Regions from separate parts of the Homo sapiens genome. Here region 2 is linked to region 1. The links are chromatin loops, found by intact Hi-C in ENCODE. Cell type or tissue: Caco-2. All regions are shown on one strand. Region 1 overlaps ST6GALNAC3 (ST6 N-acetylgalactosaminide alpha-2,6-sialyltransferase 3). Region 2 overlaps ST6GALNAC3 (ST6 N-acetylgalactosaminide alpha-2,6-sialyltransferase 3).

Region 1 (5,000 bases):
GGAGTCACCTGCCTATAACTCTCATATGTGATTTAATCTTGATTGTTTTTGTTGAATTGGGGAACTTCACGAATGAGAAGTAGAGGAGTTGAGATTTTTACTTTCTGGCATGAGCTACCGTTAAACTGATTATCTCGCTGCAGTCCACATCTGGACCAAGTACAAAAGTGAAGCCTGACTTCTTACTCTGTGGTGCTGATAGGAATAACAGCCACAACACCACCATTTTTGCCATCTTGCTGATGAATTGACCTCATATTTCTCTACCTACATTTTTCAAAATAGTGCTCTTTTATGAGTTACTCAAGCCCCATTTTAAAAGCAGTGTGGTTGATAAGTATGTTTCATACCTGCTTGTACTGAGCTTTTTTAACCTTGTGCTCTTGAAATAATATGAGCTTTTGGACACTATGTATTCAGTACAGACTTTCAGAGTGAAAATGTTGATTTTCCCAAATTAAAGAACTAGGGGATATGGTAATATATGCTCTCAATTTTGAATTAGGTGGAAATTGACATCGTTTGTCAGAAATATACTGAGGATAAAAATGAGGTAAAGTTTTAGGTGCTGAGCTGTGTGCCAAATAGCCCTTGTGTTTCTTTCTTGAACATCTACTTCAAAGAAGCAGATTTGCCTTTGATATCCCTGGGAGCCACATGAATATGAACTGACTCCAATTGCCCTCATCATCTCCAGAATTTATTTTTTATTTTTTTAGGGCATGAGTCTGTGGTCAATTTGCTTATTTGCTTCTCCAAACCAGCATGATCATTATAATTCTCCTTTTCATGAAATAACCCACTCTCAGCCTGTTGTTAATCCTACCTAGAGGTTGGGAGTGGAGTCACCTAACATGAGGGCATTCATCTCTTCAGTAAGTGGTGTGCTTGTGTCAGAAATTTTTATGCAGACAAAAACACAGGAATCATCATGGCAACAGAATAATATTCACCACCTGAGCCACCTTGACATTTCTCAGCTAGTAGGAAGCTTTCTTTTTTCTTTTGTGCTTTTAACATAGAAGAATGCCTCCTAAGTTTTGCAGGCTACATAGTCATGCCCATGAGCCTCCTCTTTTCAATGCATCCTGCCCCCATAACCATTTTTCTCTGTAAGTGATGTTAACTATGCAGAAAGCCAATTAGGAGATTCTACTTAGAATTCCTTCTCTTAACTGTTTCTCAAAGCTTATGTGGTATAACTGCTAGAAAAAGATGTTTGAAAAATAATAATATATTCTATATTGGCCATTCAATGTCTCACCTTCATGCCTTAGCTCAAACTGGCAAGCTTCTTTATGCCATCTCTACATGTAGAAAAAGTCTACCGATTCCTTAAAATCCCATCCAAAGGCCATTTCCTCTGTGGTGGTTTGCCTGTCTCACCTCCTTAGCAGTCACGGCTCTCTCTCATGAGTCCTTTTAACACTTTAATAATAACTAATAATTATAAACACATGGATCATTCTTTAGGTTTTACAAAGTTTGTTGACACATCATTTCATGTAACAAATAATCTTGTGGCTTTGATTATATTCTCCATTTTTATTCTCTTTCTCTCTCTTTATTTATTTATTTATTTATTTATTTTTTGAGATGGAGTCTTGCTCTGTCACCCAGGCTGGAGTACAGTGGTGCAATCTCTGCTCACTGCAACCTCCATCTCCCAGGTTCAGGTGATTCTCCTGCCTCAGCCTCCCAAGTAGCTGGGATTACAGGCATGCACCACCATGCCCAGCTAATTTTTGTATTTTCATTAGAGACGTGATTTCACCATGTTGGTCAGGCTGGTCTCAAACTCCTGACCTCAGTTGATTCACCTGCCTCCCAAAGTGTTGGGATTACAAGCGTAAGCCACCATGCCCAGCCTATATTCCCCAACAATGGAGAATATTAAACAAATAAACACAGGAGGGTTAAGTAATTTTTTTTTTCTTGAGACAGAGCCTCACTCTGTCGCCCAGGCTGGAGTGCAGTGGCGTGATCTCAGCTCACTGCAACCTCTGCCTCCTAGGTTCAAGTGATTCTCCTGCCTCAGCCTCCTGAGTAGCTAGGATTACAGGTGCACACCATCATGCCCGGCTAATTTTTGTATTTTTAATAGAGATGGGGTTTCACCATGTTGGTGAGGCTGGTGTCAAATCAAACTCCTCACCTCATGATCCGCCTACCTCAGCCTCCCAAAGTGCTGGGATTACAGGCGTGAGCCCGTGCCAGGCCAAGTAATTTGTTAAGTGACACACAGCTGTCCTCTGTCTTCTGACATCAAATGTCTTCCTGTGCTAGCTATATACTGTTGGTCTCAAATTATCATTATCTTAGCCAACCGTTCTGGAGGACATCTGTGTGCTAGGCATTCTTCTAAGTGGTTTATATGCAGCAGCAGTAATAGCCAACATCTTCTTGCCAGATATCCACTTAGTCTTCAAAGCAACCCTATGTAATAGATACTATTATTATTCCACCATTTAGAAATGAATAATCTAAGGGACAGGGAAGTCAAGTAACTTATTCAAGGTCAGATAACTACAGGAGGCTGCTGCAAGTGTCGGTCTTTCCATATCCAAAATCTGGTGTCTTAGTCAGTGAAAATGCTGCAAAACCTCAAAATTGACAGAGGCCACCCTTTAGACATAATTGCTACAGGAATATTGATCCCATCTCCTCTTGTATTTCAAATCTTCAGAGTGCATTCCACAGCCTTTTGCCTGTGGTATCCAAGACCATAGAGGCAAGAATGTCTGGGAAATGTAGGTGTTAGATTGCCAGCCTCTGCTGGGTAAGATGGCAGAAGAGCATAGAGGAAGGTAAAAATGAATACTGGGTACCAGTAGACAATATCTAGCATACTCGTGATAATGATGTAAGACTACTGCCATTTCTTTAGAATGCGATCCTGGTGAGATGGCCAATGAATGTTTAGTCACTCAGATATGCAGTGGTGTCCCCCTACCACTAGGGGGAGATGAACAACCGGCATAGTTTGATGTCTTAAGAAAGATTATTTGTTCATGAGTAATGGAAAAAAATACTGAGAAAGAAGTGGTTGCTTTCTATGGCTTATGAGGAGAAGCTTATGCTGTCTTTAATGAAAAATTAATCAGATAAACAAATGTCCAGAGGAATATATCCAGATGTATTCCTATTTACAGTCACTTAGTGGATGTGCCAGCATCCAAATGCTTCCTTAATCTTTCAACTATCTAAGTAATGATTGAATAGAACCTTTGCTCCACCTTTCCTGCTTAAATGCTACTTTATTAGCATTACTTCTTGTCCATAACCATCATTGCCTAAGTGCTCTGCAACTTACCTATTTAAATACTGGATAGATTGTCATCAGTTCCTCATCTGACCAATCATTTGTTTCACCAATTACTTGCAGATTCTCATTCTCGTAATGGTCCTACCATGGAACTGTTGCATCTCCCTGTTTTCCTCACCACCTCCAGCTAATCAGGGTAGAGTTTGCTCTAATGAGCTTATGTCTCAGGAGGGCAGGTCTTTCTGTGAAAAACTGTCAAAACTCTTCTAATGGGAAACAAATATTAATGTAAATGTAGGCATTTATTTGCCAAAAGAGTAGTAGCTCAAGAATTGCTAGCAATAATTACCCTACTTGCCAGTGTATTGTGTCTTTTTTGATTATTCCTCTCTTTCTATGTAGAGACCTGCCTAAAATATCTCATGAATTTTTCTCCCTCAAGTGTGCATTTGTGAAGTTTCTCGAAAGATTGATTGGAACACAAGGATTTCAGTTTGTGGCGTCCTGTTAATCAGGTCAGATTTGTTAAAGTCATTAGTGTTAAAAATTTCTTTGTACTCACAATTCTCCTTACCCAGAGTTAGTTCTGTGGCAGTGTATTAGTGTGGGCAGGGTATCTTCCATCAACTTAGTGTTTTTAATGGAGCTTACCAGAGTTAATGACAGTGGCAGTCCCCCCAGGGAAAACAAGACAGTTGGCTCAGATGTCTTGTGGGAGCTGAACCTGCTAGAATGTTCTTCTGGGGGTTTCATCACTAATCTGCCAACAACTGGAGTCTGTATCCTATTAGTTTCTATTCACTGAAGTTGTGAGATGCCATGTACTTTCTTTTTCCAGTCATCTCATTTTTCTCATCTTCTAATTCGTGAAAGGGACACAGAAATATTTAGAAAAATTGGGATTCTGCAAATTGTGAGATTGATTTTCCTATGTTCATCTCATAGTGTTCAGATTGAGATAAGGTACTAACTTCACTAAGCTCTTAAGTTGTCCACTATAAGACAAAGTCAATACTACTTCCTTGGAAAGAAATAAGGCCATGATGAGTTAGGTTTTCACCATGTGTAGGTTATTCTAAGGGTTTCAGGTCTAATGGCATCCCCTGAGGTAGTAGGTAGATAAGCTGGTCATCAGGTTAGAGCCTGTATTTTGAATCAATTCATGTGTAGTCCTTACGACCATTCATTCTACAGATTCTGGTATCTGCCCACCTCTCAGGCCCCTCTCTCATTGCGCCCTGTACCCACAGTACTCATGCTTTGCCCATTCTGAATCATTTTGAATCCTAAATTATACAGTATACTTTATATTTAATACATTTCTGAATTTTCAAGTGCCAGCTCCTCCCCTCATTTACCTGGTAAACTCCTTACCTTCTAGGTCTTTTCTGATTGTCTTCTTCTTGTTGGTGTGCTCAGGTTCCTAGTGTAGCTTATACCTGATTCAACCAGAACACCTATAGCAATTTATTGCCATCACTTTTGTGCAGAGCTCCTCTTATATAACCATAGGCCCCTGAAAGGCTGGACCCTCTTTGCATCTCAAGTCTTCTTCTTCCATTCCCTGCCTGCCATTAGTGGTGTCTCCATGCAGGAAGAAGCATATCCAAAAATATTTTAAATTATGTAAATTTCAATAAAGTATTTATTTCAACCCTCAGAGAAAATGAGATCAGATTTGTACAGAGATGTGGTTCTCCTCAATTGTGGTAAGTTTAATGGGTGAGAATGCTGA
Region 2 (5,000 bases), 220 kb after region 1:
TATGGGAGGTAATAGTAATAATAAAAATAATTATATTATACTTATAGCTGTTATAATTAATAACATTTTTTGTACTTTGTCTCATGCACTGCACTAAGTGTTGTCTATGCCTCACCTTATGTAAACATTAACTGCAACTTAGAAGATTGCTAAGAGATGAAGAAACTTTTTTTTTTTTTTTTGAGACGGAGTTTCACTCTTGTTGCCCAGGCTGGAGTGCAATGGCGCACTCTCAGCTCACCACAGCCTCCGCCTCTCAGGTTCAAGTGATTCTCCTGCCTCAGCCTCCCGAGTAGCTGGGATTACAGGCATGCCCCCCCACATCCAGCTAATTTTTTTGTATTTTTAGTAGAGACAGGGTTTCTCCATGTTGGTCAGGCTGGTCGCAAACTCCTGACCTCAGGTGATCCACCCGCCTCAGCCTTCCAAAGTGCTGGGATCACTGGCGTGAGCCACCGCACTTGGCAGAAGAAACGTTTTACAGATGAAAAAACTGAGGTTGAACAATGAGCATCCCAGGTGTACATTTCATTATTGTTTCTACATTGTGTTGTAATTATATGAAAAGTACAGATTGAGACTCTGTACTTTCCAATTTGGAATCTTAACACCTAACAGTGCTTGGCACATTTAAGGCACGTATTAAATGTTGAATTATGGAAGGCCTTACATACGCTATAGTGATAGAAGCTTTTCAAATGGAAGTGGTTATGTCCTGCGTGATTTGGACCCTCTTACAGCACCTAGCATAATACTCAATAAGTATTTGGAAGGTTGAGTATATGGATTTAAAATTGGCTGGAAAAATTCCAGTAAACTCAGAGGTTTTGGAGTGATGGTGCTAGTAGTGGGATCACTACTGAAGAAGGATAAAGAAGATGAACCTCCTAATATGCTCTTGCCACAACTGTGGGTCTGACTCTTATTTAAGCATTCTTATTCATGACCTGGATGGAAAAAAAAGGAAGAAGCTGCTCCTTTTTAGAATTCACTAATGATTCTAATTTGGAAAGTATCTTGAGCAGCTCGGGCAACAGAAATAAAATGCAAATGACCTTTGAGACATGAGGTATGTAGGCTGGGAATAATAACTTTGTGAGCATTTGAAAAAGGCAAGGCAGTGAATACACCTGGGGAAAGAGAATCCAAACACAGAGCTGTTCTGGGAAGCAGATGCCAGATCTCAGTGATGCCAAAGTAGGCCCAGGAGGCACAGTGGTTGGCAAATTAAATTCAGGCCAGCCATGCAGTCTGGCAGGATGAAAGAGAAGTCCAGGTTGAGGCTGCCTGTGCAGAAGGGCACGGAATAACAGTTCCTCTGTGGACAGTTGTAGCTGAGCAGCACCTGGCACCACACGTTGTGTTCCCACCACTTCATTACTAGGGAAGCTCAGGCAATTTGGAAGTGCAGAGAATAGCAATAAGAGTGAATGAATTCAAGAGCCCGAGGAAGGATGCGGATGAAAGATTAAAAGGATTGGATAGCTGTAGTTTAGCTACAGAAAGCTAAGGGAAGAGAAAGGAGAGGCCTGGAAACTAATAATAAATATCCAAGTCTGTTCTAAAATAGCCAAGAAGAAACTTGCAGAGTAACCATTAAATTAAGATTTTTCAATTGAAAATGGACATTTTCTTCCAAGCCATAGGCTTCTTGCCTAAACCAGCACTCTGCCTACGCAGGTGCTTAGTAAATACTATCTTATGGAATAACTTTTGTTTGCCAAAAGAGTATATGATCTGGGAACTAGACCAACCGAAAACACATTAAAAAATCAGACAACCCATTCCTTAGCGCCCCGTGAGGACAGGATTAAAGGAACTGGATTTTTGTTGTGTTGTTCAAGTCATACTCTTCAACAATGAAGTTACCTCTTCCCATTCAGACAAATAAAGAACAAAATAGAAACCTTTGTAGCACAGGGAATGCCTAAGACACGGTTGACTAGGCTCTGGTTAAATCCCAGTATTGCAATTTACTTTATGTCAAAGGGAACAAGCAAAATGCTAATGCCTACCCTCTCAGACAAACCTTCCTAGGCAATGGAGGGGGTGTAGAAAAGGGTGTACTTTCTGGACTAATGGTGTACTTGGTGGACTTCACTTTTAAATGATCAACCACTTGGGAGGCGGAGGGGAGTGGATCACAAGGTCAGGAATTTGAGACCAGCCTGGCCAACATAGTGAAACCCCATCTCTACTAAAAATACAAAAAAGTAGCTGGGTGCGGTGGCAGGTGCCTGTACTCTCAGCTACTTGGGAGGCTGAGGCAGGAGAATCACTTGAACCTGGGAGGAGGCAGAGGTTGCAGTGAGCCAGGATCGCGCCACTGCACTGCACTCCAGCCCCAGCGACAATGCGAGATTCTGTCTCAAAAAAAAAAAAAAAAAAATCAACCACAAATATCCAAGTAGATAAGTTAGAGGTAATTTCTTGTTTTATAGAAGGAGTCTCTATAAACAGCCAGCTCCCCTTGCTTTGAGCCATTCTTTGTTTACAGATCATTAACCACACCTTTCTTAACTTAGTGCCTGGGTAAGAAAATAAAGTATTCAGCTTCCCAGCCAATTGCAAAGCCTTCATAGTGCCATTGTTAAGCTCCAGGCTCAGAGGGCTTCCTCAAACAAGCCAGACCTTTGAAACATACTGCTCCTCCCTCTGCTGGTCTTGTTTATCCTCCCACTTCTCTGCCCCATTCTTGCTTTCTTCCTGGCTGGCTCCCTCTCATTCTTTTCCTCTCAACTTAAATGTCCCCTCTTCTAAAAGGCCACCCTATGTGTGTTTATCTGCTTGGGATGATTTTGGCTGCAAATAAGAGGAAACTGTATCGATAGTGGCCCAGGCCAGTAGATATTAATTCACTTGCTTGAAGTCCATAAGCACATAGTTCAGCTCTGGTACCATGGCTCAGCAATGCAGTCAAGGACCAGGCAGCCTTCTAGCTCTCTGCTTCATCTCATACCATTGGCTTCCATCTTTATTATTTCAATATATATGCTTCACCCCAGCATCACTTCCATGCCCCAGGCAGGATGACATAGCAGGAGTTAAGGGAGCATAAAGTCTTTCTTACGTGAGGCGTTGTTGCTTTTTTCAGGAAGGAGAATAGTCCCCAGAGACTCCTAACTATCTCTGATTGATTAGAACTGTGTCACGTGCAAGATAGTCTGAAATATCATGATTAGCTTTCCAACCTCTATAGTAAAGGAAGGCAAGGGCCAGGGGTCTGTGGATATCTTTTAGGCAGCCAAACTTCAGTGTCTGCCATGGTATATGCCTCTCCCTCTCCTACCCCCCATTTACCCTCAGTCATGGTTCCATATTTTTTTCTCTTCATGGCATTTACCATGATTTGTAGTTGTACATTTTAATCCCACTGGGATAGATATCTTCCATAGCTGGCTCTGCCGCCACTGTATCCCCAGCCTTTAGTGCCCTGTGCCTGATGAATAGCAGGTACTTAATAAACATGGTTTGATTTGTAGCTTAGCTGGCTGCTAGATGAAAAGAGAAGAGAAGTTATTTCTGAAGTTATCACACAATCACAACATCCTGGAAAAACAGGATTCTGGTTATCAAAATTTGATTTACACATACATCCTTTGTATTTATTATACCATGTTTCAAATATAAAGAGATGTATATATGAAATAAAATAACGAACACTCAAATTCCCACCATTCAGCTCTATCAAATTTACAGATTTTGCCATAGGCCCTTGAGGTCTGTTGATACTGTTATATTTTAAGAAACAAAACATCTCAAATCCAATTGATGTCCCCGTGTCCCTTCCCTGTCCGTGCTCCTGTCTTTCTGTCTCCAGAAATAACCATTACCCTGAATTTGAGTTTACCAGTCTAGTATGCATTTTTATACTATGACTATATATGTACATAGTCATAGCAATTACAGGGCATTATTTTGCAGGTTTTCAAGCTGTTATATAAATATTATATTTTGTATAAAATTATATAGATTATATAAATACTAAAAATATTATTACCTTTTTGGTCTATTTGTTTAACTACATTTTTGCATATAGCTATGTAGTGTTTTGTTGTATAAATATACCACAATTTATTTTTCCATTTTTCTGTTGATAAACATTTTGATTGTTTACAGTCTTCCCCTGTAATAGGTAATGCCACATACAATTAACATTCTTTTACATATTTTTTTTTGTCACACATGTGAGGGTTTCTTAGTCTAAGATATATACCTAGAAGTAAATTTACAGGGGGAAGGAGGTAGGATTGCTCTGATTTTCTTTGATTCGGCCAAAGTGTTCTACAAAACAGTTGTGCCAACTGATGCTTCCACAAGCAGTGGATGAGAGAAGCTGTTTCAGGTTTCAGCAGTTGGTATCATCAGACAGATCTGTATCAATCTTTTAGTGTGAAATGGCATCACATCATTTTATTTTGTGTTTCCCTGACAATGAGGAAGGTCGAAGATCTTTAAATAGGTATCTTGGCCAATCAAGTTTTGTTTTATAAAAATTTGTGTCCATTTCCCTTTTAGAGGGAATGGGTTTTGTTTTCTTATTGATTTATACAGTACTTTATATATTCTGGATAGCAATTCTTTGTTGTTAACATGCATTGCAAATGTCTTTTTCCACACTGTTGCTAGGCTTTTCATGTTGTTTATGATGTTGCTTTATTAATAGCAGTATTCAATTTTAATATCATACAATTTATCAACCTATTACTTTGTGGTTTGGGCTTTTTATGTCTCATATAAGAAAACCTTCTTCATTTCCAAAATTCTAAAGATTCTACCATATTTACTTATAAAAGCTTTACAGTTTGGCTTTCTACAAGTAGTCCAGCTGGAATCATTGTTATATAATATAATGGGCTCTAATTTTATTTTATTTTTTGCTGCATAGGTAACTAGTCATCTCAGCAGCATTATTGAATGCTTCATTTTTTGGTCACTGATTGATTGATACCAAGTTTGCATGTATGTGTGTGTCTCTTTTTGGATTCTGTATTATGCTT

What was found. A loop is a pair of places that touch in the nucleus more often than their neighbours do. Peaks named below come from ENCODE experiments on the same cell type or tissue, not always from the same donor. Only the 100,000 strongest peaks of a DNase experiment are listed, where the experiment ranks them.
Region 2: a loop joins it to region 1, with 6 times the contacts of the local background. A loop is called at or near these places in 2 of 110 quality-filtered maps.

The regions. Positions count from the first base shown.
Region 1 is chr1:76,328,234-76,333,233 of GRCh38, forward strand. The region is part of intron 2 of ST6GALNAC3 (ST6 N-acetylgalactosaminide alpha-2,6-sialyltransferase 3); the gene reads left to right. Among named protein-coding and RNA genes, the nearest start is that of ST6GALNAC3, 260 kb to the left of the region's middle. In Caco-2, a CTCF peak has its summit at 2,947 (motif pointing right); no DNase peak of the experiment used is centred here.
Region 2 is chr1:76,545,492-76,550,491 of GRCh38, forward strand. The region is part of intron 3 of ST6GALNAC3 (ST6 N-acetylgalactosaminide alpha-2,6-sialyltransferase 3); the gene reads left to right. Among named protein-coding and RNA genes, the nearest start is that of LINC02567, 230 kb to the right of the region's middle. In Caco-2, no CTCF peak of the experiment used is centred here; a DNase peak (open chromatin) is centred at 2,620.